Linked DNA regions of Homo sapiens: regions 2 and 3 are each linked to region 1. Evidence: read pairs that join two places in POLR2A ChIA-PET (ENCODE). Cell type or tissue: GM12878. All regions are shown on one strand. Each heading gives the region's core, and the rest is flanking DNA. Links, peaks and the distances in the headings are about the cores only.

Region 1 (11,538 bases), core at 2,480-7,479:
TTTTTTATTTTTATTTCTTGTAGAGATAGGGACTTATTCTGTCACCTGGCTGGGGTGCAGTGGCACGACCATAGCTCACTGTAACCTCAAACTCCTGGGCTCAAGTGATCCTCCTGCCTCAGTCTCCCAAAGTGCTGAGATTACAGGCATGAGCTACCATACCTAGCCAGCCTGCCCCTCTATCCATCCATCTACCCATCTATCCATCTATCTAATCTATCTATTTACTTTAATTATTAGGGGTGTGTGTGTGTGTGTGTGTGTGTGTGTGTGTGTGTGTGTTTAAGCAACAAGGTCTTGCTCTGTGGCCCGAGCTGGAGTACAGTGGCACAATCATAACTCACTGGAACCTCATACTCCTGGGCTCAAGGGATCTTCCCACCTCAGCCTCCAGAGCAGCTGGGACTACAGGCCCATACCACAAGGCCTGGCTAGTTTTTTTGTGTATTTTTTTTGTTGTTTTTTTGTTTTGGAGAAACGAGGCCTTGCTATGTTACCTGGGCTGGTCTCAAACTCCTGAGCTCAACTGATACTCCTGTCTTAGCCTCTCAAAGTGCTGGGATTACAGGTGTGAGCCACCAGCCTTTTTAGAATACAGTTTTGCAATATGCAACTAAAGACCTTAAAATGAACATATATTGAGGAATATTTCACACAGAATCATCAGACCAATCAGATAATTTACGGTATATCTATACCAGTGGTTCTCAAAATTTAGCATGTATCAGAATCACCTAAAGTGTTTGTAAAACCATAGATAGCAGCTGGCGCAGTGGCTCATGCCTGTAATCCCAGCATTTTGGGAGGCTGAGTTGGGCAGATCACTTGAAGTCAGGAGTTTGAGACCAGTCTGGCCAACACGGTGAAACCCTGTCTCTACTAAAAATACAAAAAATTAGCCAGGCATGGTGGCGCACACCTGTAATTCCAGCTGCTCAGGAGGCTAAGACAGGAGAAACACTTGAACCCGGGAGGCAGAGGTTGCAGTGAGCTGAAATCGCACCACTGCACTCCAGCCTGGGCAACAGAGTGAGTGATATGCCGTCTCAAAAAAACAAAACAAAACAAAACAAAATAACCACAGATTCCTGGGCCCCCAAACCAGGTTTCCGATTCAGTAGGTCTGGGTGGAGGCCAAGAATATGCACTTCTAACAAATTCCCAAGTAATGCTGGTATCTCTGGTCCAAGGACCATGCTGAGAATCATTGATCTAAAAAATGGACTTCTATGAAACCATTAAAAATGAAGATCTATATTCATTGATATGATATATATGCATGCAGTGGTGTACTGATAAGCCAGCCTGGGGAGGAATTCAGCGGGGAGAAAGAAGCCCTGCTTTGTAGCATTTGCCAAATTCACTGATGTAGCTGATCCCACCATTGCTAATATCAAGCTACCAACAATTTGGGCTTGCATAACTTCTTAATTATTGGCTCTGGTGAGATAGTGCTAGCTGGTCCAAGCACACTAACTAGAAAAATATCTAACAAGATATAAGGCAAAATGGTAATTAAGCAGTTATCTTTGGGTAAAAGAATTTTAGGGATTTTCTTAATGTCTTCCTGTATTTTCTTAATTGTTTTATGAGCATTCTCACTTTTATAATAAAAATCTATTAACAATTAAAAATGAAGTTATTTGCATCGGCTATATCTTTCTGGTCATTAAATATTCACACACATACATTCATTCATATATGTGTCTATAAAGGTTTGGATTAAGAGTTCTGTATAGTTGGAAGTTTTGCACCCCCTCTAAAGAAGACATTGATATTTAAACATTAAGAACAAGTCTACTACTGCACTCTCCTTCTGTGTTAACCTGGCCTTGATGAAGTGGAAAAAGAAAGAATGGTAAAGGCCCAGCTGAGAAGTCTTTGAACTCTAGCCCTGGAGCATCAAGGGCTAGAAGTGTCTGTTTACAAAACGAAGCATTAACAGCTGCCCTAGAATCCAAGCGGAAAATAGCCTAAGACAGCCTGCAATGCATGTGCTATAAAACCCAGTTTCACAAAAAGAGCAGGAATATAATCCCACTAGCTTTGCCACATAAAAATGTAGGTCTGATTAACAGTTCACCAAATTGTTAACGGAAAAAAATCAAAAATAGCTTAAATATCCCACAATAGAAGATTAAATAATTTAAAGCTATAAAATGGAATATGCACCTATTAAATGGTGATATTTTAAAATTTCTAACAACATGGGGAAATGGTCATAAATTATTGTGAAAGGAAAAAATGTAAGAAAACTGTGTATATAATCCCATTAATAAACTACATATTTGTATATGAGAGAGAGACACACACAGAGAGAGAGAGAGAGAGAGAGAGTGTGTGTGTGTGTGTGTGTGTGTGTGTGTGTGTGTGTTTAAAGACCAGAAAAATATAGCCAAGGTTAATAGCAATTATCTCTGGATTAGGGTATTATAGATGATCTTTTTATATTTGCCCATTTGTATTTTCAAAAATATCTACAGCAAATATATATTATTTGGGTATTTTTTTTTTTTAGTCACCAAGCAGGGGAAACCCAAATTGTAACAAGTAAATGAAAAGATGCCCAACCTCACAATCAATCACAGAAATAGAAATTAAAACAATATACTTCTTTATTCCCATCAGATTGACAAGGCTAAACAGATGGATAAGACCAAATATTGGTGAATATTTAAGGAAATGGGAATTCTAATTTACTACTGGTGGGAGCATAAACTGGGTAGCCATTCTAAAAAACAACTTGGCAATATTTAGTGAAATTAAGTATGTGTACGGGCCACAAGTCAGCAATTCCTTTTCTCGGTATATACTAGAGTAACCTTTGCACATATCAATAGGATATATGCATAAGGATGTACACAGCAGCACTATTTGTTTTAGTTTTCAACACACCTAGGTATCAATTATTAGAGAAACATACAAGTAAAATGTGGAAATACATATACAATGGAACATTATACAACAGTCAGTTGTTGTAAACTAGATTTACAAATACAGTATGCGCTTCCATAATTCCTTTTTTTGATCAAAAAAGAATAAATAGATTCACAGCATAATACCATTATACGGATTAAAAACACATACACACAAAACAATATGAAAATATTTCAAAAATAAGCACTTACTTACATTAAGCATATTAAATAGTTGGCCCTCCACATCCATGGGTTCAACCAGCTATGGACTGAAAATATGCCAGAGCCGGGCACAGCGGCTCACGCCTATAATCCTGGCACTTCGGGAGGCTGAGGCGGGCAGATCACCTGAGGTCCGGAGTTAGAAACCAGCCTGACGAAAATGGAGAAACCCTGTCTCTACTAAAAATACAAAATTAGCCGGGTGTGGTGGCGCATGCCTATAATCTCTGCTACTTGGAAGGCTGAGGCAGGAGAATTGCTTGAACCCAGGACACAGAGGCTGCAGTGAGCCGAGATTGTGCCATTGCACTCCAGCCTGGGCGACAAGAGAGAAACTATGTCTCAAAAAAGAAAAAAAAATATGCCAGAGAAAAAAAGGCTTAGCCATATGCAGTGGCTGACATCTGTAATTCCAACAACTCCAGAGGCTAAACTAGGAGGACTGCTTGAGGCCAGGAGTTTGAGCTTACAGTGAACAATGACTACACCACTGCACTCCAGCATGGGCAACACAGCAAGAGCCTGTCTCTAAAAAATAAACAGGCCAGGCATGGTGGCTCACACCTGTAATCCCAACACTTTGGGAGGCCAAGGCCAGTGGATCACTTGAGGTCAGGAGTTCAAGACCAGCCTAGCCAACATGGAGAAACCCCATCTCTACAAAAATAAAAAAATTAGCTGGATGTCGTGGCATCTGTAATCCCAGCTACTCGGGAGGCTGAGGCAGGAGAATCGTTTGAACGCAGGAGATGGAGGTTGCAGTGAGCTGAGATCGTGCCACTGCACTCCAGCCTGGGCGATGGAGTGAGACTCTGTCTCAAAAACAAAAACAAAAAAAAACAAAAAAGTAAAAATATATAAATGAATAAGCAAGCAAGTGAGCTAGCAAGTCATGAAGAGCAGACATGAAAGAACTTTAAATGCACACTACTAAGTGAAAGAAGCCAATCTGAAAAGGCTACATATACCATATGATTCCAACTATATGACATTCTGGAAAAGGCACAACTATGGAGACAGGAAAAGGATCAGTGGTTACCAAAGGTTAGGTGAGAGGAAGGGATGGACAGCCAGAGCACAGAGAATCTTTGGGGTAGTAAACCTATTTTGCATGATACTACAGTGGTGGATGCATGTCATTACATTTGCCAAAATCCTTGAAAGTACAACACCAAGAATAAACTCTAATGTAACCTAAGGACTTAGGGTGAAAATAATGTGTCAATGTGGGTTTATCGATTATAACAAATTATGAAACATATAATTGGTCTTCTTGCCCTTTCCTGACATATACCTCATAAAACCATTGGCACCTCTGGAGTGATGAGTATCTTTTACATGCTAATGAGATGACAGTGGCTGGACATCTCTAGATAGCTTCAAGGATAAGGGCTGGTCACCTGAAAGACCAAGGCATGATAAGAGGGTTGCCCCCAACCTCCAGAGAGGGAAGAGGAGCTGAAGGGTAAGCTGATTACAAATGGCCAATGACTTAATCAATCATGCCTATGTAATGAGGCTTCCATAAAAACCCGAAAGGACAGGGTTTGGAGAGCTTCCGGATAGATGAACACTTGGAGGTTCCAGGAGGGTGGCACACCTGAAGAAGGCATGGCATGCCCCTTTCCACATACCTTGCCCTATGCATCTCTTCCATCTGTCTCCTTTGTAATACCCTTTATGATAACCCAATAAATGTAAATGAAGTGTTTCCCTGAGTTCTGTGAGCCACTCTAGCAAATTAATTGAACCAAAAGAGGGAGCTGTGGTAACCCCAATTTATGGCTAATCAGCCAGAAGCACAGGACACAACGTGGGGCTTGCAATTTAAGTAGGGGATTGAGCCCTCAACCTGTGGGATCTGATTCTATCTCCAAGTAAATAATGTCAGAATTGAGTTAAAATGTAGGATACCCAGCTGGTGTCTGCCAAAGAATTGACTGGGTTGCTGGTAGATAGAAATCCCCACGCATTTTGGTGACCAGAGGTGCTGTGTTATACTGAGTTTGTATTGGTTTGATTTTTCTTATATCTCCTGTGTACTATTCTGGTAAGGAATGTTGACAGTAAGAAAGGCTGTGGGTTTGTGGGGGCAACAGGTATATGGAAACTCTCTGTATTTTTTTTGCTCAATTTTGCTATAAACCTGAAACTGTTCTAAAAAAATTAAGTCTTCCAAAACTAACAAAAAAAAAAACAGGGGATGGTACTCATGAACCAATAATGACTAACTGGCTATAAACAAACAAAACAAAGAAGTACAGATCTGGAAGGTTCATGTCAAAGGCACCAGAGCACATCCATGTGTACAACGGAAACCACTAACAAAATATGTAAGACTAAATTTTTTTTTTTTTTTTTTTTTTTTGAGACGGAGTCTCGCTCTGTCGCCCAGGCTGGAGTGCAGTGGCATGACCTTGGCTCACTGCAAGCTCCACCTCCCAGGTTCAAGTCATTCTCCTGCCTCAGCCTCCCAGGCAGCTGGGACCACAGGTGCCTGCCACCACGCCCAGCTAATTTTCTGTATTTTTAGTAGAGATGGGGTTTCACTGTGCTAGCCAGGATGGTCTCGATCTCCTGACCTTGTGATCCGCCCACCTCGGCCTCCCAGAGTGCTGGGATTACAGGCGTGAGCCACCACATCCGGCCTAAATTTGTTTTTGAGACAGGGTCTCTGTCACCCAGGCTGGAGAGCAGTGGGGTACAATCAGAGCTCACTGCAGCCTCAAACTGCTGGGCTCAAGCAATCTTCCTGCCTCAGCCTTCGTGAGTAGCTAGGACCACGTGCACGCACCACCATGTCCAGCTAATTTTTTAGAATTATTTGTAATGACAAGGTCTCACTATGTTTGCCCAGGCTGCAATCAAACTCCTGAGCTCAAGTGATTCCTCTGCCTCAGCCTCCCAAAGTGCTAGGATTACAGGAGTGAGCCACTGCACCTGGCTAAAAACTTTTTATCATGGTGGGAAAAGACCTCATAATTCAAATCCAGTTTCTGCAGCTATTTTTCTTCAACAGATGGAGAAAAATACTACTAATCAACAGTATCTCCTTGATCACAAATACATTTCTAGAGTAAATTAAATGACTGATTCCCTATCTGTTATATGGATCCTAAAACATAAAAATAATAACTAAAAATAGCAGGAGCAGATGCCTTTTACTGAGAGCCCATAAAGTATTGCACTGTAGATATATCTAATCTAACAATCCTCAGAGATTACACACTATATTACTATCTCAGAGAGATTAATTGATTTGCCTAAGAACACACAACTATGTAGTGTAACTAGGAATCAAATATAATCTTCTACTATAAAGTCTGTGCTCTCTCACTCTACCCCAATGTCCACATACCAAACAATTATAATAATAATATCTTCCATTGTAGCACCTCCAATGTATTAGGCACTGTATTAGGTACTTTACATAAATTATCTCCTTCACACTTCACGACTGCCTTGAAAGTCAGATATTATTAATTCCATTTTACAGATGAGGAAACAGAAGCTTATAAACTCAGTAACTTGCCCAAGGTCTCAAGATTCAAGCCAAGTTTCACTTTGCGTTATCAAAAGCTCACTTTCACAACTAAATTTAAAATTATCTTTACTATTTTTAGTCCTTTGGTTCTCCACACTACCCAGTTAAATGTGTATTATGTAATAATAAAGCACCTATGTGCTGAACATCACATTGAAGTCAAACAAACACAATTTTGATATAAAATAAATGTAATCATATAACTGTGACAGATGTTAACTGGTTACTCAAAAGGCCATTCCCAAATCCCTACTCCCTCCTTGCCTCTCATTACAGAGGCCAAAAGACGAAAACAGCTGGAGGTGACCATATGACCCAATTTTGGCCCTTGGAACATCAGAAGTGACTTGCTGGAATCACTAATAAGAAAGCTTTTCCTTGGCATAGTCTTTTTCCTTCTTCCTTGAATGTAGGTGGAAGGCTGGACCTGCAGTAGCCATCTTAAGACCATGAAAGGCCAAGCAAATCACAAATTCATAGGCCCCAACAATGTTGAACCATTAAAGCAACATGAGCAGCTGCCAACTTCAGATTTATGTAAGCTTTATAGTCAGGTTTTCAACTGCTTACAGCCTGATTCACCCATTATATATCACCATATCAGAAACTCCACCACAATTTTAACTGTAAGTAACTTCCTGGCTAATAATTAAAAACAAAGTCACATACTAGTCCTAAATTAGTCTGACAAAATTACAATCTCCTGATGAGGACTATTCTGAGTATTTGCTCAGGAAGCTGTGAGAAGCCTGAGCTGAGGAAAGAATGAGAGACAAGAATACAGAATCGGGGAGCTCCCTGGGCTCTGAATTGCACACATGGTAAGAGCCCAGACTCTCAAGATAATTACCAGAAGTATGTCATCAGAAGGGACACATCCTTGAACAATAATATAAGCCTTCAAGAGATTGGCGGGGCATGGTGGCTCACGCCTGTAATCCCAGCACTTTGGGAAGCCGAGGCAGGCAAATCACTTGAGGCCAGGAGTTTGAGACCAACCTGGCCAACATGGCAAAACCCTGTCTCTATTAAAAATACAAAAAAAAAGAGGCCAGGCATGGTGGCTCATGCCTGTAATTCCAGGACTTTGGGAGGCCGAGGCGGGCGGATCATGAGGTCAGGAGTTTGAAATCAGCCTGGCCAATATGCTGAAACCCCGTCTCTACTAAAAATACAAAAATTAGCCAGGCATGGTGGCGCGGCCCTGTAGTCCCAGCTACTCAGGAGACTGAGGCAGAAGAATCACTTGAACCCCAGAGGCGGAGGTTGCAGTGAGCCGAAATCACCTGAGCGACAGAGCAAGACTCCGTCTGAAAAAAAAAAAAAAGATTAGCGAGGCATGGTGGCGCATGTCTGTCATCCCAGCTACTTGGCAAGCTGAGACACAAGAATCGCTTGAGCCTGGGAGGCAGAGGTTGCAATGAGCTGAGATTGTGCCACTGAACTCCAGTCTTGGTGACAAAGCAAGGCTATGTCTCAAAAAACAAAAAAAGGTAAAATAATAATAATAATAATAATAATAATAACATGCTTCAAAACAAAAGCCCTGGAACGTCAAGACTCTTGTTGAAAAAAATTCATAGTTAAGGTATGATCAGGGTCTTGGGGTTACAGGAAAAAATAGTTTGCATTCAATAATAAATGTTTATAAAGTATAATATCCTTTTTCTTAGAAGATGCATGCTCAAGTATTTAGAGGTAAATTATGTTGTCTACAACTTACTTTCAAGTGGTTTATATAAAAGAGGATACATACATATTAGAATACACATATAAAGCATGGGAAAATGTGAAAAAATATTGAAATATCAGTGGGGGATATACAGATGTTCAACATATGTCTTACAACATTCTTGTACATTTGAAATATTTCATAATAAAAAGTTGGTGTTAATGTTAATTTCCTGGTTTTGGTATTGTACTACAGCTATGTAACTTGGTAAAGGGCATATAGGACTTCATTTTCATATTTTTATACCTTTCTGTGAATCTAAAATGATTTTCTTTTTTTTTTTTGGAGACGGAGTCTTGCTGTCACCCAGGCTGGAGTGCAATGGTGTGATCTTAGCTCACTGCAACCTCCGCCTCCCGGGTTCAAGCAATTCTTATGCCTCAGCCTCCAGAGTAGCTGGGATTACAGGCACGCACCACTGAGCCCGGCTAATTTTTATATTTTCAGTAGAGACAGGGTTTCACCATGTTGGCCAGGCTGGTCTCGAACTCCTGACCTTGTGACCTGCCCGCCTCTGCCTCCCAAAGTGCTGGGATTACAGGCGTGAGAAAATTATTTCAAAACAAAAAGTTAAAAATGTTGGGAAGATTTCTCGCTTGGTAAGATGAAGTAAATATATCTCCCTTTATCTTCCAGTTAACTATAACACTGGGATGGAATGCATGAACAGCTATTTGAAGATGCTGTAAAGTAAATATCACAGGTGGATCCAGGGAAATCAACAGAATTCCAACTATCCCCAAACTAGCTGTGAGTTTATCATTTTTTTCCTCTAGTATCCTCCAGCCTGAACTCAACACAACCTAAAACCCAGAAGTGAGCACAATGGTGCAGGCAGAGAGAGAAACAGAACCCTCTAGCTCTGGCTCAAGGCCCGTAAAGGGAACTCCTACAGCTCAGAGAAGATGAGGGAAATCCTTTAGGTATTTTTTTCTTTCTCTTTTTTTTTTTTTTTTTTTTTTGACAGGATCTCACTCTGTTGCCCAGGCTAGAATGCAGTGGCACAATCACAGCTCGCCACAACCTCAAACTCCTGGGCTCAAGTTATCCTCCCGCCTCATCCCCACAAAGTGCTAGGATTACAGGTGTGAGCCACTGTGCTCAGCAGCTTGGGAAAACTCCATACTCTCATGTGTCAGTCCCCAGGTCATCCATGGTGGGGGCAGCAGCAACAACAGAAGAATCTGGGAATGGAAAGCCTCCAGGAACAAAACTTTTGAAGGAAGGGAACCTTTCTCTCCATCCTGTGGAGCCGTGCCTCCAAGTGGGCAGGACAAACTCTGTTGTTTTGGGTTTTTTTTCTTCTCTCTCTGTCCATAGGAAAGTGACCCCATAATGTTGTTTATGAACTGCTGGGCTCATCCTCAACCTGTGTAGGTATGCATCTGATACCAATTGGCATAATAAAAACTCTGATAACTGAGATAATGAGTAGACCTACACCCAGATCCCAGACTGACCAATGGGTGGAACACTTGTGGGACAGATCTGAATAACACTGCCAAAGCTCAGAAAACTGAATTTATATGGAACCACAACCCACAGAAGATTAAAACAAAAATACCAATATTCTCCACAGAATATTAACATATTTTTGTTTTTTTTTTTTTTTATTATACTTTAAGTTCTAGGGTACATGTGCACAACGTGCAGGTTTGTTACATATGTATACATGTGCCACGTTGGTGTGCTGCACCTATTAACTCATCATTTACATTAGGTAAATCTCCTAATGCTATCCCTCCCCCCTCCCCCCACCCCATGACAGGCCCCGGTGTGTGATGTTCCCCTTCCTGTGTCCAAGTGTTCTCATTGTTCAATTCCCACCTATGAGTGAGAACATGCGGTGTTTGGTTTTCTGTCCTTGTGATAGTTTGCTGAGAATGATGGTTTCCAGCTTCATCCATGTCCCTACAAAGGACATGAACTCATCCTTTTTTATGGCTGCATAGTATTCCATGGTGTCTATGTGCCACATTTTCTTAATCCAGTCTATCATTGATGGACATTTGGGTTGGTTCCAAGTCTTTGCTATTGTGAATAGTGCCGCAATAAACATACATGTACATGTGTCTTTATAGTAGCATGATTTATGATCTTTTGGGTATATACCCAGTAATGCAATGGCTGGGTCAAATGGTATTTCTAGTTCTAGATCCTTGAGGAATTGCCACACTGTCTTCCACGATGGTTGACTAGTTTACACTCCCACCAACAGTGTAAAAGTGTTCCTATTTCTCCACATCCTCTCCAGCACCTGTTGTTTCCTGACTTTTTAATGATCACCATTCTAACTGGTGTGAGATGGTATCTCACTGTGGTTTTGATTTGCATTTCTCTGATGGCCAGTGATGATGAGCATTTTTTCATGTGTCTGTTGGCTGCATTAATGTCTTCTTTTGAGAAGTGTCTGTTCATATCCTTCGCCCACTTTTTGATGGGGTTGTTTGATTCTCCCACTTTAGCCTCCAGAGTAGCTGGGGTTACAGGCGTGCACCACCACGTCCAGCTAATTTTTTGTATTTTTAGTAGAGACGGGGTTTCACTATTTTGGCCAGGCTGGCCTCCAACTCCCGGCCTCAAGTAATCCACCCACCTGGGCCTCCCAAGGTGCTGGGATGACAGGAGTGAGCCACCATGCCAGGCCTCATCTTGTTTTTAAATGCAAAAAAAAAACAAAAAAAACAAACTCACTCCTGTCATCCCAGCCCTTTGGGAGGCCGAGATGAGCAGATGGCTTGAGTTCATGAGTTTGAGACAAGCCTGGGCAATACAGCAAAACCCCATTTCTACAAAAAATACAAAAATTAGCCAGGCATGGTAGCATGCTCCTGTAGTCCCAGTTACTCTGGAGGCAGAGATGAGAGGAGCACTTGAGCCCAGGAGGTGGAGGTTGTAGTGCTAACTGCACTCCTCCCTGGGCAACAGAGCAAGACCCTGTCTCAAAACAAAACAAAAACAAAAACAGCTTTCTCAATTACTGTAACTTCTGAACTAAAATATATTGTTTCACAAAAATCAGTCAATTCTGATCATTCGCAGTTGAGAATTAACAAACTTCTGATATTGCCTCTATTGACACACTAGGTGGTTCAGTTATTTTCCATTATAGAATTTTACCT
Region 2 (11,538 bases), core at 2,668-7,667, 170 kb before region 1:
TCCTGACCTCAGGTGATCTGCTCGCCTTGGCTTCCGAAAGTGCTGGGATTACAGGCGTGAGCCACCGTGCCCAGCCAGTGTTTCACGTTTTGTAAATGTGCCTTCTCTGGCTCTCAGGTTACTTCTGTGGGCATCCAGAAATTAATTTCAGGATATTTTAGGCCCTTTGGCCTCTGTCAGACCTGAAAGTGAAGCCAGCCTGCCTGGGTTAATGTGCTGTTGACGGCACAGGCTGTTTGCACTGGCGATGTAGGGTGCTGCCCACTGAGCCAGGGTGCCCCATGTGTCAGATGGGCCCATGGCGATGGAGCCAGTGCAGCCCACTTGAGGGAGGAGACAGGGACCGGCTCCTCTGCCTGTCCACACACATGGCAGGTCATCTTTGAGGACTCTGTTTTCTCAATTGTCAAGGACCAGAATTCCCTCTTTCCCCTCTTGCACTATGGATAAAGGCATAGACATGTTATAAGTGATTATGCAGCTTTTGTCATTAAAGATATGTAATAACACGGTTCGCCAAGGTGCTCCAAGCATTTGGTAATTATTGCATGAATTGATTTTTGTTTTTAAATCAAAACATACTTTGGTAAACATTCCTGTGAAGGGAGGCCCATTCCAAGTCTCAGAGTTGGAGTGCCACCAAGACCCCGCCTGGAGCCCCGCTGCTCTGCCAGTCAACTGATGGGCTCCTTTACCCTCTCTCTTCCTGGCAGTGCTCCATAGCGGTGGGAAAGAGGGTGAGGCCTTGCCACTCCGCGGAGGGCCCCCTGGCCCACCCCAATGCTGAAGACAAATCTGACCCCATCTTCCCACTGGGAACTTGGCCAACCCAGATGTTCCCGCAGCCCCTCCCTCCGCTCCTCGCTCCCTGGATGGGGCCCACCTCCAGCGCATTTTTCTCACTCCAAGCTCCTTCCTTGCCAGATGGCTCTGCTGGAGGATTCTGCCCCGGGCTGGGAGGGGCTGGGGACCTGATTCTCTCATTTCCCTGTGGTTTGGCGAGTCTTCCCTCGCCCCTGTCGTTTTCAGAGCGAGCCCCGCCCTTGTCTGCAGACTCTGGCTGCCTGGACAGGCAAAGGGAAATGGATGGGTCACCCTGATGCCTCCGAGCCCGGTGACAGGAGCTAAGGATGGCAAATACAGACCGAGGGGCCACCTTGCCACTGCCTGACCCTCCAGGGAGCTTGGGCGCCGTCCCATTTCTTAAACTCCTGGCAGTTGCCCAATAAATGGTGAGTCAGTGAAGGACTGTAGGGGTGGCTGCGGGGTCTGCGGGAGGGGATTTCCATGCAGAATGATGTCAATAGGTCATGTGCATGGGAATTGTTGTGAGTAAGAACAAACATTAACCAGCTTTTGCCCCTGTTTACAAGGCTGTGCTGGAGAGTGTGGAGCCGAAGTCAACCAGCCTTATCCCTTCAGGAGACCTGAATTTATAAATGGTGGTCAGGATGAATACAAACAGGATTCCTCCCCCAGTTCACGTTTGTGACATCTGGAGAGATGTATGGGTTTGTCCTGGGTCATTGTCACCACATTGGATGCAGGGGGAATAAAGGATAGGGCGGTTGTTAATACATACCCCACATTTAACCAAGAAAAGCCACAGAGGAAGGTACTGCTTCATAAAACCAATGTCCCTTGAGCATGTCCCTTAATATGCCACAGACACTATGCCAAGCCCATCACAGGCATTGTCTCCTGTCCTCACCCCACCCTATGGGTAGGGCCTGTTAGCCCCATTTTACAGAGGAGGAGGAGCGCTCCCAGAGTCACTGCCCGCAGGTAAGTGGGAGAGGCTGTGCCTCCAGCACTGTCAAGGACGGGGGCACTGGACCCCATTTCTGATGAACCGAATCTTCGTCTGAGTGGGCCTTGGTAGCGCAGTCTCACAACCTTTCTCAACTTTCTCACTAAAGCTGCTCAAGCAACAGAGGACAGAGACACTGAGGGATGTGGACACAGTCCAAGGTGGCAGCCTTAGGTGGAGAGTTCTCTGGAGTTTTACCAAAACCAAAAGTTTTATTTCATAATATATGCTTTTTGTTGTCTTACTGGGTAAAATACAACATAAAATATACCATCCTAACCATTTTTGAGTGTGCATTTGGTGACATTAAGTTCCTTCACAGTGATGTGTAGCTATCACACGCCCATCTCCAGAGCTCCTTCCTCACCACAAAACAGCTCCCCGCCCCAGCCTCCAGCACCCCCATTCCAGCTCTGTCTCTGTGAATTTGACTACTCCAGGAACCTCACAAGGAGTGGAACGACCCACTATTCATTCTTCTGTGACTGGCTTATTTCACTTAGCGTGAAGTCCTTGAGGTTCATGCATGTTGTTGTAGACGTGTTTTAATGTTAAAAAAAAAAAAAAAACGGCTGGGCATGGTGGCTCACGCCTGTAATCCCAGCACTTTGGGAGGCCAAGGCGGGCAGATCACCTGAGGTCAGGAGTTCAAGACCAGCCTGGCCAACATGGCGAAACCCCATATCTACTAAAAGTACAAAAATTAGCTGGGCATGGTGGCAGGCACCTGTAATCCCAGCTACTCAGGAGGCTGAGGCAGGAGAATTGCTTGAACCCGGGAGGCGGAGGTTGCAGTGAGCCGAGATCGTGCCACCGCACTCCAGCCTGGGTGACAAGAGTGAGACTCCATCTCAAAAAAAAAAAAAAAAAACCATCACCAAAAATATATGACACCACCATACACACTCCTAAAGTTGATGTTCCCAGAAGCTGTGCCTTATTTATTCAGTCTTCCTGTGATGCTAAGGTCACAAGCTCTGGTGCGAGAGACACTGACCAGCCAGGCCTCAGCTCCCAACTCTGGCCGAGCAGGACAGCCCGTCACAGTCTGCCTTTCAGTGCCAATGCTGCCTGGAGGCCTGCGCTGGAGGCCCCAGTCGACACGGGTGTGTGCCACTCCCCTTCAGAGAGGATGCCACCTCCAGCTTTCTGCTGCCTCACTTTGTTCTCAGAGTTTGGGGTGGTGGATTCCTGGGAATTTTCAATTTTAGTATTTATTTTTTATTTACATCAATCTATTGTCTTTTAAAAATGAGAAAACTGCCATGCAGGAAGGTTGGCTTGCCTGAGATATTACAGCCAGGAGTGGTAGACCCAAGACTGCCCAGGCTTTGTGCCTCCCTACTTCCTGCCCCCAAGCTTGGACCACATTCATGGCACCACCAGGAGGTGATTCCAGTAGGCCACCCCGCCCACCACATCACACAAATGCTGCTCATCTGAATCCCATCTGCTCTGCGTTATATTGCGTTTAATGGGCAAAATTTACAAAGCTCTGAAAACTGAAAGGTTTCTTATCAATGTGTCCGTAATACCTGACTGAACTTTATGCCCTTTAGGAGGACATTTGTGTGTTTTGCCGCAGAGCTATGAGTGTGTATGTGCGGCGGTTTTGCTCGTTGATTTGTTTTGATTAAAAAGGGCTTCTGGCCGGGCGCGGTGGCTCACGCCTGTAATCCCAGCACTTTGGGAGGCTAAGGCAGGCGGATCACAAGATCAGGAGATCGAGACCATCCTGGCTAACATGGTGAAATCCCGTCTCTACTAGAAATACAAAATAATTAGCCAGGCGTGGTGGCATGCGCCTGCAGTCCCAGCTACTCGGGAGGCTGAGGCAGGAGAATCGCTTGAACCCAGGAGGTGGAGCTTGCAGTGAGCCGAGATCGCACCATTGCACTCCAGACTGGGCAACAGAGCAAAACTCCGTCTCAAAAAAATAAACATAAAAAGAGGGCTTCTGGCCAGGCACGGTGGCTCATGCCTATAATCCCAGCACTTTGGGAGGCCAAGGTGGGCAGATCACCTGAGGTCAGGAGTTGGAGACCAATCTGGCCAACATGGTGAAACCCCATCTCTACTAAAAATACAAAAATTAGCTGAGTGTGGTGGTGTGTGCTTGTAATCCCAGCTACTGGGGAGGCTGAGGCAAGAGAATCGCTTGAACCTAGGACGCGGAGGTTGCAGTGAGCCGAGATGGTGAAAAGAGGGCTTCCAGCCTGCTGGGAGTATTATATAATATGCAGTTTAGTCACTTCTAAAGCCTGGAAAATTCTCAATTCTGAAACACGTTTGGCCTCAAGAGTTTCTGATAAGGGATTGGGACCTAGATATATAGAATTAACAGTGATATGAAAGCTGTAAAAATAAAGAGCTTAGACCCCGTTTTGTGTCTGTACATCTTTCCGTGGCATTATACTATAAAGTAGGGGTCCAGGATAACAGGTCCCCACAGAAATGAGAGCTAGAGAAGCACTGCAGCAAAAAAAAAGAAAAGAAAAGAAAAGAAAAATTATTTCCTCTCCCTTCAGCTTCGGGGAAGTCTTGTTTTAGGATTGCGAGGCACTGGCCCACTGACTTCTGGGTTGTGTTTCCAGGTCTTTGGCCCGAGACACAGGCTGTCTCTCAATGTCTGGGCTGAGAACCATTCAGGTACAGAGGCTGAAGCCACAGGGTAGATGAGAAGTGTCCCAGGAGCATGGTGGAGGGTGAGACCAAGACAAAAGGATCTAAACAGCCTTGACTGCTGGCCTCTGGGGCTACCAATCCAGGGCCCCTGTCCGTGACAGCCCCCCAGGGACAGCACCAGGGACCTCAGAGCCTGGCTCACTGGATTCATCACAAGAGAACAGGGACTTGCTGCCTTCTGCAACCATCCGAGGGGCCACCAGGCGGCCACAGGACACCAGGCTTGCCTGGGAGTCTGGGGTGCCCACCTGGAGCTTCAAGGCCCAGAGACATGCTCCGGGCCTGTGCTCTTGAGCTGGTTCCACACCTTACACCGACCTTTGTGGGGTCTGGGCCAGGAGCTGCTCTCCCCTTTGGGAAGTGAGGGTGGGTTCCTCACAGCAGCTCCCTTAATGTCTCAACCAGCTTCTCCAAAGGAGGCCGTGGTTGGGGTCGCTGTGGTAGGAGTTTGTGTTCCCCTGTGGGCAGAGGGGATGAGATCTCTGCCGGCTGGAGCTGCTGGCTGGGAGCTAGTCAGAAACAGCATTGGAAAGCCCCTTCCTTTCCCACTGTCTCTGCTCTCCTTCCCCAGGCATTGTCCTGCCTCCACACAGCCTCTCCCGCATCCCGGTGCCCTTTCCGGGATCCGAGTCAGCGTGGGCCTGGTGTCACTGAGGGGACATCCCAGGAATTCCTGTTCTTTCCCTCTGGATGGCCTTCTTGTCTGCAGGAAGGGTGGGAGGAGCTATTATATATTTCTGTCTCAGCTTTAAGGGTAAAACTCCCCTCCAAAGGCCAGGTGGCTTATCTCCTGACAGCCACTTGTCAGACACACTGAGCCCTGAATTCCCACTCCAGTGGTCTGGCATGGTGCTTCAAAGAGCTGACTTGGATATGGCAACGCAATGGGGGAAGGAAGGTTGAGGTGGCGTCTGGAAGCACAGCACGGAGTGGAGTTTTGACCCTCGCCTTCCCGCCGTTCCCAGCGTTTGAATGACTGTATTAAGGGAAATGAATATATGTATTGGGGGGTGGGGAGACGTTAGAGAAATAAATGCAGCAGCCTCTGATGTGGAGTATCTTTTTTCCTTTTGGATTCCTAGTGGGCTGTGGCATCGGTTCTATGACTTTTATCGTAAAAATGTTTGAATACTCTGATTGTAAAACTCAGCTTAGTCTAAACTGACACACACAGCACTAGAATGCAAGTCCCCACTAGAGTGTAAACTCCCCGAGCAGACCTAGTGAGCTGGAGCCCACGCCTGGGAGAGCTGACTGCATCTCTTCCCAACTCCACGTCTGGTGACGTCACCTTGGTAGCTTGAAAACAGCCATGGTGGGAGCATCTACACCAAACGCCATGGGAAAGAATCCACCTGCACAGCAGTGCTGCCTCCTGCAGCAAGCTGAAGCTTAAACAGTTATCACCACTGGGCCGGTCTCTCCCAGCTTCTAGCGCAGCGTAGGCACTCAGATATTTGGATGAACAACCTCCAAATGAAGGAAGAGGGAAGCAGCATCCTCTAAATTCAGTTCAATGGGAGTTCAACAAATACCCTGTCCTGGTGGACATGTGTTTTCTGGGGCAGCTGCCATCTGAACTTCCACCTGGGGACCCTGCCAATTCTTGTTTCTCAGGTCCTGGCCATCAGGGTACAGGCATGTTCCTGTGGGGAGTGAGTCTACAAGGACGCTTCAGGGTTTTTCTAGGCATGTGTCAGCATTGCCTAAAATTGGTGGTGACACGAGTTCAGCGTCCAGCGGAAGAGCAGCATAGATCCTAACTGGAACTGCTCCTGGACTACAACTAGGACATTGTCGGGGGTCCAGCCCAAGCATGTGCCTGATTTTCAGCCCTCCTGTCAATCTGCGATCTCCCATTGCCTCTCTTCTAAGCAACTCTCCTGTTTAAGCTGACTCAGTCCTTTTCTGTGATGTGCAACCAAGAACCGCAAGGGTTGGTTCAGGCCCTCTGAGAGCAGAGGCTGAGACGGGACTAGATGTGCGAGAGATCTACAGGGGAGCGCCTGTGAAGATGAATTGCGGGGAGGAGGAGGTGCAGGGGGAGTCTTCAGAACCTGGTGTGGGGCTGAGTGCAGCCACTGGAAGCTGGTCACCAGTTACACTTCTCAAAGCCCCTCTCTTGAGGCAAACCTTCAGGGCCACCATGAACCTCTGGTCCAGGGTATAACATGAAAATGGATCTCTGCCCTTGCAATGTTCACAATTATGAGAGAGAAAGAGAAACAACTACATCACTGCAGTAGTTTGAAAGTGCTAGGGCAAAGCCCGGCACCGATGGGAGTGCAGAGCCAGATGTACAGGAAGGCTTCCTGGAGGAGGTGAATCCTGGGAGCCCCGAGGCTCTTGGCATTTTGCCCTCTCTCTTCTCTCCAGCCTTCCATCCCAACCCAACCACACAAAGAGATCTGGCCACTTCTTTCTTAGCCTCATCCTTAGATCTGCAATCTGTGGAGATATGAAAATGTAGAGAATTGAGGATACACATGGCGGGAGCACAGGACAGAAATTTAACAAAAATTTTTTTAGAGACAGGGTCTTGCTCTGCTGCCCGGGCTGGAGTGCAGTGGTGCAATCATAGCTCGCTGCAGCCTCGACATCCCAGGCTCAATTGATCCTCCTGCCTCAGCCTTCCAAGTAGCTTGGCCAGTGGTACCCGACCTTTTTGGCACCAGGGACCAGTTTTATGGAAGAGAATTTTTTCAGGTCTGGGAGCGGGGTGGGATGGTTTCGGGAAGAAACTGTTCCAGTCTAAAGCCTGATCCTGTTCAGATCATCAGGCATCAGAGTCTCCTAAGGAATGCACACCCTAGGTCCCTTGCATGAGTAGTTCACAACAGGGTTCATGCTCCCGTGGGAATCTAATGCTGCCACTGACCTGACAGGTGGCGGGGCTCAGGCAGTAATGCTTGCTCACCTCCTGCTGTGTGCCCGTTCCTAACAGGCCATGGACAGGTACCGGTCCGTGGCCTGGGGATTGAGGACCCCTATCTTGGACTGCAGGCAACTGCCACCATACCTGGCTAATTAAAAAAAAAATTGTAGAGATGGAGGGTCTCACTGTGTTGCCCTGGCTAGTTTTGAACTCCTAGACTTAAGCAATCCTCCCTCCTCAGCCTCTCAAAGTATTGGGACTCCAGGCATGAGCCACTGCGCCCAGATCAGAACTAACTTTTATTCTGCATCTAGTAGGAATTTTATGGAAACCAGTTACTTCCCTACTCTACCACCTGCTGTATGAGTCTCAAGTGAGCAAGTTGTGGCTTAAGGAGGTGACCCGACCTGCCCAAGTACACACACAGTGAGAAGCAGAGCAGCCTTCCAGTCCAGGTCTGCCTCCGCCCCAGGCTACCCCAAACCCCCAATGCGAGGGCGTCTCAGGTGCAGACACTGAGTGGCATAGAGCCAGCACAGAGGGGACTTGACAATAGGAAGGAAGGTCTTACACTTTTTCCTGGAATCTTCTTTCTAAACCACCCTATTTTAATGCATCAGTTCTGTTCACATCTCTGTGAGGTAAGCAGAGGAGAAATGAGGCTTAAAGAGAATATTCCTGCCCAAGCCAGTAATTGCTAGGGCCTGGCTGGTGGGTCTAAGACAGTCCCTTACCACTGAGTGTGGGTTCTGCCTCCCAACCTCAGAGTCCTCTTTGCAGCTGGCGTGAGGCATAAGAAATCACAGCCCTGGGTGTCTGAGAAGAAAGGATCATAGGAAAAGCAGGGACACAGCAGGAAAGTGAGCTCCTTGGGCCTCAGCTTCCCCCACCCTGCAGCGGGAGAAGCATTTTCCTCCCACTTAACAGAGGACCTTTGACCAAGCTCAGAAAAGTCCCAGCTGGTGGGGGCAGGGAGTGGGGCTTGTTGAATGGAAGAAGCGCTTTTCCTCTTTAGAGAGGCTGCATGATTCCACTCCCCTTTCTCTGCCAAGCTTTATCTTTGCTTAAGAATTCACACAACTCCCCAGGGGCCCCGCTACAGCTGCTGCTCCTCCTGTCTTCATTGATAGGTAAGAAATGCACCTGATTTAAACTGATTTAAACTGGCCATGTTCTAATAAGCATTTTGTCCAAACAGGCAGCTGCTGGAGCCAGGGGGCTGAAGTGGGGCTGAGCTTCCCGCTGGTGACTTCTCTTTGCCCAAATGAGGCCAAGGGAGAAGTGGCAGGGCCAGCAAGGGGCTAAAGGCAGAACAGCGTGGGGGAAGGGGACCAGCCTTTGCCACCACCCCACCCCCAACCTCTCCCCAACTTCTTCCCCCCAACCTCCCTCGTGTCCAGGACCAGTTTCTAAAGATGAGTGAATTCCAGTTTCAAAAAAAGAATGGTAGGCAAAGAGTGTCTTGGTTGTGAAAAAGGACAACCAGGAAAACAAATGAAGTTGATCACATGCGTTGAGCCCCTGCCTTGATGCTAATTAGTGCCCTGGCACAGGTGGTGGGGCTGCATTGCAGGCCCTGCCCCCCGGGACTCACAGCTGAGCAAATCACAGCAACAGGGACAGAAACCGAGGGAGCAGGACATGCACCCCATCGGCCTGGGGTGGTGTGGAGACGGCTTCAAAAGCAGGTGACATGCTGGGCACGGTGGCACTTTGGCAGGCCACGGTGGGAAGATTGCTTGAGCTCAGGAGTTCGAGACCAGGTTGGGCGAGACCTTGTTTCTATTTAAAAAAAGAAGAAGAAGGCTGGGCGCAGTGGCTCACGTCTGTAATCCCAGCACTTTGGGAGTCCGAGGTGGGTGGATCACCTGAAGTCAGGAGTTGGAGACCAGTCTGGCCAACAAGGTGAAAACCTGTCTCTACTAAAAATACAAAAATTAGCCAGGCATCATACAGACGCCTGTAATCCCAGCTACTAGGGAGGCTGAGGCTGGAGAATCGCTTGAACCCAGGAGGCGGAGGTTGCAGTGAGCCAAGATCTAGCCATTGCTCTCTACCCTGGGCAACAAGAGTGAAACTCCGTCTAAAAAAAAAAAAAAGAAAAGGAGGGAGGAAAGTAGAAAGAAAGAAAAGAAAGAGGAAGAAAGGGAGGGAGGAAAGTAGAAAGAAAGAAAAGAGGAAGGGAGGGAGGGAAAGAAAGAAGAAAGTGAGGGAGGAAAGTAGAAAGAAAGAAAAGAGGAAGGGAGGGAGGGAAAGAAAGAAGAAAGGAAGGAAAGTGACATTTGACCAAGGTTTTGAGGGCTGACTACGGGTTTGAGAGGTAGAGGGGATTGGGAGAGCGCATTCTGAGTGAGAAAACGTGCTGGGAGATGGGTAACAGCAGCGTGTGCGGAGAAACTCAGTTGCGGCTGAAGAATAGGATCCAGGGGTGGAGAAGGTGGTGGCTGGACACAGGTGTGTTGTGTGTAGGATAGGCATGAAGAGGAGCGGATAGGGCAAAGCTAGAAGGCTTGGGCAAGGGGAAATGGGATTGGAGAGGTGACTGGCGCTGACCCAAGAGAGGACAGACGGGGTGACCAGAGTGGAGGATGAGCCAAGCCTTGGCACAGACCCAAGCGGGTGGAGGCCCCGGGCAACACCGGTCACCACGAGGGCCTCTACGAAGGGCTCTGTCCTCCCACGGGGATTGGAGGTGGGTAAGTGAGACAGGGCGGGGTGGAGGGTGAGGCCAGGCAGCGGCGGAGAGAGAAAGTCCCACCCCTGCGGGCGTTCCTTGCGGCCCGGCCGACCTCGCGGGCTTGGGCCTGGGCGGGCACCGACGGAGCGGCCCTGGCTGCAGCCTCCCGGCGCCAGCGAAGACAGGTAGGGAGGCGGAGGGACTGGAAGCCCCCGGGCGCCCAGCGGCGGGGACCCCGCACCCCGGGGCTTCTGCAGGAATTTGCTCGCCTGGCTCACGGCGACGGGGGTGTCGGAGAAAGTGGGGGCCGCAGAGAAGACCCCGCCCCGGCTCGCTCTCCGGAGGTGGGCGCAGGGTCATCGCTCGGCACCGCGCGCCCCCCGGCCTGGAGGAAAGGAAATGCAGAGAGCCGGGGAGCTGGTGCGGGACGGCCCCGGCGCGCACCCTCCGCCCGCTCGGACCTTCCCTTCAGGCGAATGCCGCTCCCGGCGCGTGGTACAAGCGAGGCCCTGGAGACCGTGCGCCCCTCCCGGGAGGTGCCACTGGGCCGCGGGCCTGGAGCGTCCGGGAGCCCCAGCGGCTGCCGGCACCTGCGCGGCCACCCCGGGCCTCCCGTGGGAACCGCGCCTCTCCGCCTCGGGGGTGCGCGGCGCGTTCCTGGGGTGGGGACGCGGGGTGCCTGGTCAGGGCTGGACCGATGCAGAGGGGGGCCGTGGGCGGGGGCCACGGGGACGGGCGTCTGCGGACTGCGGCGGTCCCGGAGTCGGCTGGGGACCCTGTAGGGGGAGGCTTGGTCGGCGGCCACCCGCCTTCCCGCCCTCTGGCGCCTAGGGTCGCCGCCTTCGGCCCTAGCTCAAGGCAGACGCGTTCCCCGGGAACAACACGTTGAGGGCGCCCACCCTGCGTGCCCGGGGCCACCCGGTCCCTGCCCTCGGGCGGCAGGAGAGGTCGAGCTTCCACGGCCCTCGGAGTAGCCCCGTGACCAGACCCGGACTGGCCTTGGAGTTGAAGGGGTTGTTTGCCACCAAATGAACCGAAAAAACTGAACTTTTCAGACTTCGGAATGGCAGATATGGGCTTGGAGTTCAGTGAAATTGCAGCGGAGGCGGTGGTGTTCTGAGTAATTACAAGTAAAATTCTTCTTTCACCCGTCTTTTCCTCAGCCTCGCCCGCCCTAGCAGGCCTAGCCTGGCCCTAGCAGGGGGCTCCTGCTCTGGGAGCTGCCCCCAGCAGAGCAGAGGCAGGGCTCTGGCAGCAACCCCCTTCCCTCACCCTCCAACCCCAGGAATCTCGAACTTGACCACGAAAATAATGACTCAATGACTCACTGTGCCAAATTAACGAGTGTGTACATTGTTCAGTATGCCAGGTTACATTTCTGCTGAGCTTGGCTTCTGTATGCTGTCTTTTATCCTTGTAAGCAGAAGTCATTTTATATCTTTAAAAAATTAGAACATTGGTAGAATTACAGATTTTAAAGTTCAAACCTGC
Region 3 (7,900 bases), core at 698-5,697, 110 kb after region 1:
ACTCTATGACTGAGCCGCAGTGAGGGAAATGAAAAGAGAACCACCTGGTTAGGGTTAGATATTGTGCTGCAGGCAGGTGACAAGAAGTCTGCCCTTCACCCAGAATAATTCAAGCAAAACATTAGCTCAGAAGAATAAAGGGCCCAGAGATGGGGTCTTTAGGGAGTTATTTCTCTGATGATCCATGTACCCTCACAAGTAAGTTCCCAGACAAAACTTCTCCCAACCCCATCGTATCTATCTCTCTTTCTTTAAATCACTTTTCGTTGTAACCATCTGGGAAATAAAAGTGACAATAAAACAAAGTAGTTAAGAGTACTTTGTTTTCAGACATACCTGGTTTGGGATCACAGTTATTAGCTGTGTGACTGTGGATAAGTTACTTAACCCTGAGCCTGAGATTTCTTATTTGTAATACAGGCATAATACTAGAACCCACATATTGAGTTATTCTTACTGTTAAATGAGTTAACTAGACAAAGTGTTTAGCAAAATGCCTGGCAAGATAATGAAGGTTCAATAAATGTTAACTATTGTGGTTTTCATTAGGTTCTTTGTCTTTGAGGGCACTTCCATTTGGCTTTCAACATCTTCCTCATTTTAGTTGCTAAATACTCTTTTGGCAGGTATCAGACTTTTATTTCAAAGCTCCTATTATCTGTAGGTGTTTCCTTCAGTCTTTTTTGTTATTGTTTATCTGATCCAGTTTACCTAATGGATTGCCTCTCTTTTTCCTGCACTAACTAAGCTTGTCTATCATGTTCTGAAAGCCAGCAGCTATTGAGTTCTCAAATACCATAGCTTTCAACAGTCCTTGCCAGGCCATTACTTTGTCCCAGGCACTCAGACTTCTACTCTCCTATCTTTGAAGGCAAAGTAGGTATAGGATAGCCCCAACTCTACGAATGAATTTTGGAGAGGGGTTGCTGATACCATAGTCAACTATGACATGGACAATGGTTGGACAGCATATTTTGTTCTTCCCTTCATACATCATTTGCTGAGCATAAAGTTTGGAAAACAATAAGATAGGGTCGCCTGGGTGCAGTGGCTTATGCTTGTAATCCCAGCACTTTGGGAGGCCAAGGCGGGGAGATCACCTGAAGTCAGGAGTTCGAGACCAGCCTGGCCAACATGGTGAAACCGTGTCTCTACTAAAAACACAAAAATTAGCCAGACATCATGGCACATGCCTATAGTCCCAGCTACTTGGGAGGCTGAGGCAGGAGAATCGCTTGAACCTGGGAGGTAGAGGTTGCAGTGAGCCCAAATCAAGTGCCATGGCACTCCGGCCTGGGCAACAGAGTGAAATTCCATCTCAGAAAAAGAAAAAAGGGCTGGCGCGGTGGCCAAGGCGGGCAGATCACCTGAGGTCAGGAGTTTGAGACCACTCTGGCCAACATGGTGAAACCCCATCTCTACCAAAGATACAAAAAGTTAACCAAGTGTGGTGGCGGGTGCCTGTAATCCTAGCTACTCAGGAGGCTGAGGCAGGAGAATTACTTGAAACCAGGAAGCAGAGGTTGCAGTAAGCTGAGATCCCACCGTTGCACTCCAGCCAAGGCAACAAGAGCGAAACTACGTCTCCAAAAAAAAAAAAAAAAAAAAAAAAAAAAATGGTCTCTGCCTCTGAAGAGTCTGCAGTGTAATAATGAGTTTCCACAAATTACTGAAGTAATACCCATCCATGCAAAAAGCACCCAGATATATGTTAACTGAAGTTCATCTAACACCCAATGTGTGAAAGGCTCTTGTCTAGCCTTAATGAGGCAACCAGATTTTTACATTTCACAAAGGAGGGATGGATTTTTCAAAGACTGAGAAAGCCTAGTCCCAGATGAGAACCACTTCTCACAAACGTACAGTATCACAGGACCTCCCTTCACTCACTCAGAGCCCAGGCAGTCTTCCATTCCTTCAGCATCCTCCGCAGGACCACCAGTTCCCAGGTCACATCCTCCTGCAGTGATTTTGCCTGCTTCTTCAATCTCCTGGTCTTAATAGGCACATCCTTCTCACCCACCTGCAGCAGCATATCCTTGGCGGGGGTGGGCAAAGCAGTCCAGCGCAGGGCTCCTTGCACAGGTCTGTAAGCTGTGCAACGTGGCAGTGTGAGGTCTTTTCACCCCACTGCCTTAGGCCCTGCCACACAGTGGCCCCAGCTTGCATCCCATTCCTATTCCTGACTAATACCAAAGCAAAACAAAACCCTCAAGAGTGAATTTCCCCATGATTATATGGGGAACTGAGTACATGTACACAGGGAATTATGGAAAGTCCTGACTAGACATGGTAAGCCATGATGATGATGGGGGTGAGAGATTTGTGGGGGGAAATTGAGATATCTACAAACCTTTCTATAAGTTTAAAGGTTATCTTTAGGAACCTAAATCTTTAGGAACATAAATATGTTTATATGTAACGAGATTTGCTCATAATATTTGATACGTTGCAATTTAGTGTCATTGGCCATTATTTCTAAAGTATTAAGTTTTCCTTTTAATGTTTTTAATTTGGGGAGAATAATAGTGCTATAAGCTGTGAAATTTTAAAGATTTTAACATCTCTGAGTTTTTCCTCAAGACAACAGAAATTTGAGAACAGAAGAAGCCGTAAATATTAGATATAGTTAGAAAAGCTATAGTTGGCCGGGTACGGTGGCTTTTGCCTGTAATCCCAGTACTTTGGGAGGCCGAGGCGAGCAGATCACGAGGTCAGGAGATCGAGACCATCCTGGCTAACACGGTGAAAACCCCGTCTCTACTAAAATACAAAAAATTGGCCGGGCATGGTGGCATGTGCTTGTAGTCTCAGCTACTTGAGAGGCTGAGGCAGGAGAATCACTTGAACCTGAGAGGCGGAGGTTGCAGTGAGCTGAGATTGCACCACTGCATTCCAGCCTGGACGACAGAGTGAGACTCCGTTCTCAAAAAAAAAAAACAAAAAAAAAACTATAGTTATATTTTCTGAACTTAATGTTTTTCATGGTGTCAAATTTAGAAAGCCTCTTTCTCAGAAAAAAAGCTCTATGGAGAAGGGGAAGGGAAAAATGATAAAAACATTTCCAGATGTACTAAATTCATTATTCACACTGCCTATTAGTCTCATGTTCTAATCAGTCACTATCAGCCATTTCTGTTTTTTTCCAAGATTTCATTCTGACTCTTAACACCTTTAGATTTGCTCTGAATCAATTCTTTCCTTTGAGCAAGGAAGACATAACATTTCTTTCTTCTAATGTAAAAAGAGTCCTGTGAGGCGGGGTGCAGTGGCTCATGCCTGTAATCCCAGCACTTTGGGAGGCCAAAGCGGGTGGATCACTTGAGGTCACAAGTTCGAGACCAGCCTGACCAACATGGTGAAACCCTGTCTCTACTAAAAATACAAAAATTTGCTAGGCGTGGTGGTGGGCGCCTGTAATCCCAGCTACTCGGGATGCTGAAGCAGAAGAATCACTTGAACTGGGGAGGCGGAGGTTGTAGTGAGCTGAGATCGCGCTCCAACCTGGGTGACAAAGCGAGACTCCATCTCAAAAAAAAAAAAAAAAAAAAAAAAAAAGAGTCCTGTGAGACTCCAGGGCAGTTTAGCAAAGATGCCCATACAATGCATCTCCTCCAAATGGTCCCCACCAGCTTGGACGTGCTGGGGGACTCAGCCACTCTGCTGAGGCCTCCCTCCTTTCTGGGGTAGGGTGTGTGCAACTAGGAGCTGTGGAACCACCTCTGACAGGCCAGCTCACACTTTGCCATGTGACGCTCCCCGACTTCTCTCAGGCGATTTGAAATCCCTCCTGAAGAGATGAGAAGTAGCTGAATTAACCCCATTTCTCCTATATCCCTCTGCTCAAGGAGTTAAAATGGATTTGCGGTGAGCAAGTCTTAGATCTCTGATATTTAACCTCATAGGAATAAAAAATACAACTGCCAACTTTTACTTTGGTTCCAGTCCTTTGGGTTATAGCTGGATAGAAACACATCCACTAGCCATCTTCCACATCAACAGTCATCAAAAAAAAAAAAAAAAAAAAAAAAAAGAGTCCTGTGAGACTCCAGGGCAGTTTAGCAAAGATGCCCATACAATGCATCTCCTCCAAATGGTCCCCACCAGCTTGGACGTGCTGGGGGACTCAGCCACTCTGCTGAGGCCTCCCTCCTTTCTGGGGTAGGGTGTGTGCAACTAGGAGCTGTGGAACCACCTCTGACAGGCCAGCTCACACTTTGCCATGTGACGCTCCCCGACTTCTCTCAGGCGATTTGAAATCCCTCCTGAAGAGATGAGAAGTAGCTGAATTAACCCCATTTCTCCTATATCCCTCTGCTCAAGGAGTTAAAATGGATTTGCGGTGAGCAAGTCTTAGATCTCTGATATTTAACCTCATAGGAATAAAAAATACAACTGCCAACTTTTACTTTGGTTCCAGTCCTTTGGGTTATAGCTGGATAGAAACACATCCACTAGCCATCTTCCACATCAACAGTCATCTAAAGCTGGGGTCCCTAACCCCCAGGCCATGGGCCTGTACCAGTTCATGGCCTGTTAGGAACCGGGCCACCACAACAGGATGTGAGTGGTGGGTGGGCAAGCATTACCAGTGAGCTCTGCCTCCTGTCAGATCAGCAGTGGCATTAGAGTCACGTAGCATGAACCTTACTGTGAACTGCACATGTGAGGGGTCTAGGCTGCGCACCCTTTATGATAATCTAATGCCTGATGATCTGAGGTGGAACCATTTCATCCTCAAACCATCCCCACCCCGCTGGTCTGTGGAAAAATTATCTTCCACGAAACCGGTCCCTGGTGCCAAAAAGGTTGAGGACTGCCGATCTAAAGGGAGCACACAAAGTAATGACTCTTGGCAGGGTACAGTGGCTCATGCCTATAATCCCAGCACTTTGTTTGGGAGGCTAAGGTGGGAGGACCCCTTGTGGCCAGGAGTTCGAGACCAGTCTGGGCAACATAGTGAGACCCTATCTCTAAAAAAGTTAAAAATTAGCTGAGTGTAGGGTGCACACCTGTGGCCCTGATCCTCCTGCATCAGCCTCGCGAGTGGCTGGGACTCCAGGTGCGTGCCACCATGCCCAACTAAGTTTTGTATTTTTTTGTAGAGACGGGGTCTCACCTTGTTGCCTAGACTAGTCTGAAACTGCTAGGCTCAAGCGATCTGCCTGCCTCATCAAATTGTATGGTTTAACAGGATTAATTTTATAGTATGTAAATTCAAGCTCAATAAAGCTGTTATTGAAAAAGAATCCTCTGGCTGGGAGAGTGGCTCATGCCTGTAGTTCCAACACTTTGGGAGTCTGAAGAGGGTGCATCACTTGAGCCCAGAAGTTTGAGACCAGCCTGGGCAACACAGCAAGACCTTGTCTTTACAAAAATTAGCTGGGTATAGTGGTGTGCACCTGTAGTTCCAGCTACTCGGGAGAGTGAGGTGGAAGGATTGCTTGAGCTCAGGAAGGTAAAGGCTGCAGTGAGCCATGATTGTACCACTGTGCTCAGCCTGGGAAACAGAGTGAGACCCTGTCAAAAAAAAAAAAAAAAGAAGAAGAAAAGAGAGAGAGGGAAGGGGAGGGGAAGGGGGAAGAGAGGAAAGGGAGACATGAAGGAAGGAAAGGGAGAAGGAAAGGAAGGAAAAAAAGGAAGGGAGGAAGGAGAAAAGAAAAAGAGGCTGGACACGGTGGCTCACGCCTGTAATCCCAGCACTTTGGGAGGCCGAGGTGGACAGATCACGAGGTCAAGAGATCAAGACCATCCTGGCCAACATGGTGAACCCCGTCTCTACTAAAAATACAAAAATTAGCTGGGTGTGGTGGCGCGCACCTGTAGTCCCAGCTACTCGTGAGGCAGAGGCAGGAGAATCACTTGAACCCAGGAGGCGGAGGTTGCAGTGAGCCGAGATCACGCCACCGCACTCCAGCCTGGGCGACAGAGCGAGACTTTATCTCAAAAACAAAGCCAGGTTGTGTGGAAATCCTGTGGCTGTCCACAGCTGTCTGGCGGGTGCCTCCACAGCAGGCACAGAATGTGCCTGTGCCTCCAAGGATAGACTGAGCCCAGGGAAGGACTTCTTGCCAAGTGGATGCAAAGGCACAACTAGCAGGCCAGGCAACCCTGTCAGCCAGGTGTGGAGGCATGCACCTGTGATTCCAGCTACCCTGGAGGCTGAGGCAGGGGAATTGCTTGAACCAGGAAGATGGAGGTTGCAGTGAGCAGAGATCACGCCACTGCACTCCAGCCTGGGTGACAGAGCAAGACTCTGTCTCCAAAAAAAGAAAAAAAAAAAAAAGGAATGGGTGACAACTGCTGTTAGTTTCTGCACACCACTGGGCCCATCTGAACAGTAATCCTACAAAGAGTCATGGGAAATAGAGTCTTGTGGAAGATGTGCACATTTTGTTTCATAAGCTAATTTCTTGGTCACCTTCTTTCCCTCTTTGTCTTACAGAGTGAAGAATGATGAACTTGTGAAAGTTCAGGTATGGGTGGGCTGAGTGTGGAGTGGGAGGGTAGAGCCAGCCCAAGGGAAAAGGGCAGAATGCTGGGTCAGGAGTTTGATGCACTTTCCCTGTTAGGTGCACTTTCCCTGTTAGCATTGAGATAGGAGCTGCCTTATTGGTAACTAGTGGCCCTAAACCACTTGGTTATACCTAAGTTATATCAGATCTCAAGTGATTGTATGTTCCTGTGAGGCTCTTCCTAGTTATAGTTAGTATTTTATAATTTTGTGAGATTATTTTTAGTACGTAGAAAGGGGATTGCCTAGATGCTAATGGTGCTTCAGCCCATGAACTGGGAGCTCTAGCACATGAATAGTGGGTAATGATGGGAAGTAGCCACATTCCCGTTATTAACCCCTGCCTTCCCTGTTAGCTTCCTGCTTACATGCTTCAGGAATTGCCTGGGCACTCCACTTTTCTGGAGTTTCAGGGAAGACCTTAGATAGCTGCTTGTTGTACCGATTTAGGTTTTCCAGGACAATCTGGTCTCTCTTTGCACCAATCTGGTGGATGATCTGGACTTCATCTGTGAACAGACAAAGAAACAATGAGTCCCCTATAACCTCCCTATTTCCTTTCTCCCTGGGTTCCTAATCACCAGGATCAGACCCAACTTCCTTTTGCCCTAATCTAAGCCCCTAGGATCCATGACTGCCATACTCTGGGGCATCCCTTGAAGGTGACCATTGCTTAGAAATATCACAGTGATAAATCACTATAGTGTCTGTGGGGGAAAAAAAAAAGAAAAAGGAAATGTCATAGCTAGTCACCTCATTAGAGGCCTGGGAGCCAAGGATGGTGATTTCCTTCCTAAGGCAGAACCTATGGCCGGGTGTGGTGGCTCACACCTGTAATCTCAGCACTTTGGGAGGCCGAGGTGGGTGGATCACATCATCAGGAGTTCGAGACCAGCCTGGGCAACACTGTAAGACCCCCGTCTCTACAAAAAATACAAAAATTAGCTGGGTACAGCTACTCGGGAGGCTGAGGCAGGAGAATCAGTTGAGCCTGGGAGGTGGAGGTTGCAGTGAAGATAGCACCACTGCACTCCAGCCTAGGCAATGGGAGTGAAACCATTTCAAAAATAAGAAAAGAACCGGCTGGGCACCATGGCTCACGCCTGTAATCCCAGCACTTTGGGAGGCTAAGGAGGGCGGATCACAAGGTCAAGAGATTGTGACCATCCTGGCCAACATGGTGAAACCCTGTCTCTACTAGAAATACAAAAATTAGCTGGGCGTGGTGATGCGCGCCTATAATCCCAGCTATTTGGGAGGTGGAGGCAGAGGTTGCAGTGAGCCAAGATTGTGTCACTGCACTCCAGCCTGGCGACAGAGCAAGACTCCGTCTCAATAGAAAAGAAAACAAAAGAAAAGAACCTATGTAACCACTTAGAGGCCTTA

Evidence for each region. Peaks named below come from ENCODE experiments on the same cell type or tissue, not always from the same donor. Only the 100,000 strongest peaks of a DNase experiment are listed, where the experiment ranks them.
Region 2: POLR2A ChIA-PET joins it to region 1 with 8 read pairs; 3 of 35 experiments call an interaction of 5 or more read pairs at or near these places.
Region 3: POLR2A ChIA-PET joins it to region 1 with 6 read pairs; 3 of 35 experiments call an interaction of 5 or more read pairs at or near these places.

Annotation. Positions count from the first base shown.
Region 1 is chr14:73,396,080-73,407,617 of GRCh38, forward strand. The region is part of intron 2 of NUMB (NUMB endocytic adaptor protein); the gene reads right to left. Among named protein-coding and RNA genes, the nearest start is that of NUMB, 57 kb to the right of the region's middle. RefSeq lists an enhancer at 1,614-2,117. In GM12878, for the core only: no CTCF peak of the experiment used is centred there; DNase peaks (open chromatin) are centred at 5,036, 5,422 and 6,692; H3K4me3 peaks cover 472 bases; H3K27ac peaks cover 1,746 bases.
Region 2 is chr14:73,227,361-73,238,898 of GRCh38, forward strand. PAPLN (papilin, proteoglycan like sulfated glycoprotein) reads left to right here and starts at 10,146. Exons shown (of 27, transcript NM_001365906.3): 1 at 10,146-10,232. RefSeq lists enhancers at 1-596, 4,549-4,618, 8,419-8,991, 8,992-9,563, 10,137-10,707 and a silencer at 8,781-9,075. In GM12878, for the core only: a CTCF peak has its summit at 4,693; no DNase peak of the experiment used is centred there.
Region 3 is chr14:73,512,141-73,520,040 of GRCh38, forward strand. It overlaps HEATR4 (HEAT repeat containing 4), which reads right to left. Exons shown (of 18, transcript NM_001220484.1): 5 at 6,883-7,023; 6 at 1,891-2,094; 7 at 1-9. It also overlaps a transcript of ACOT1 not described here. Among named protein-coding and RNA genes, the nearest start is that of ACOT1, 21 kb to the right of the region's middle. In GM12878, for the core only: no CTCF peak of the experiment used is centred there; no DNase peak of the experiment used is centred there.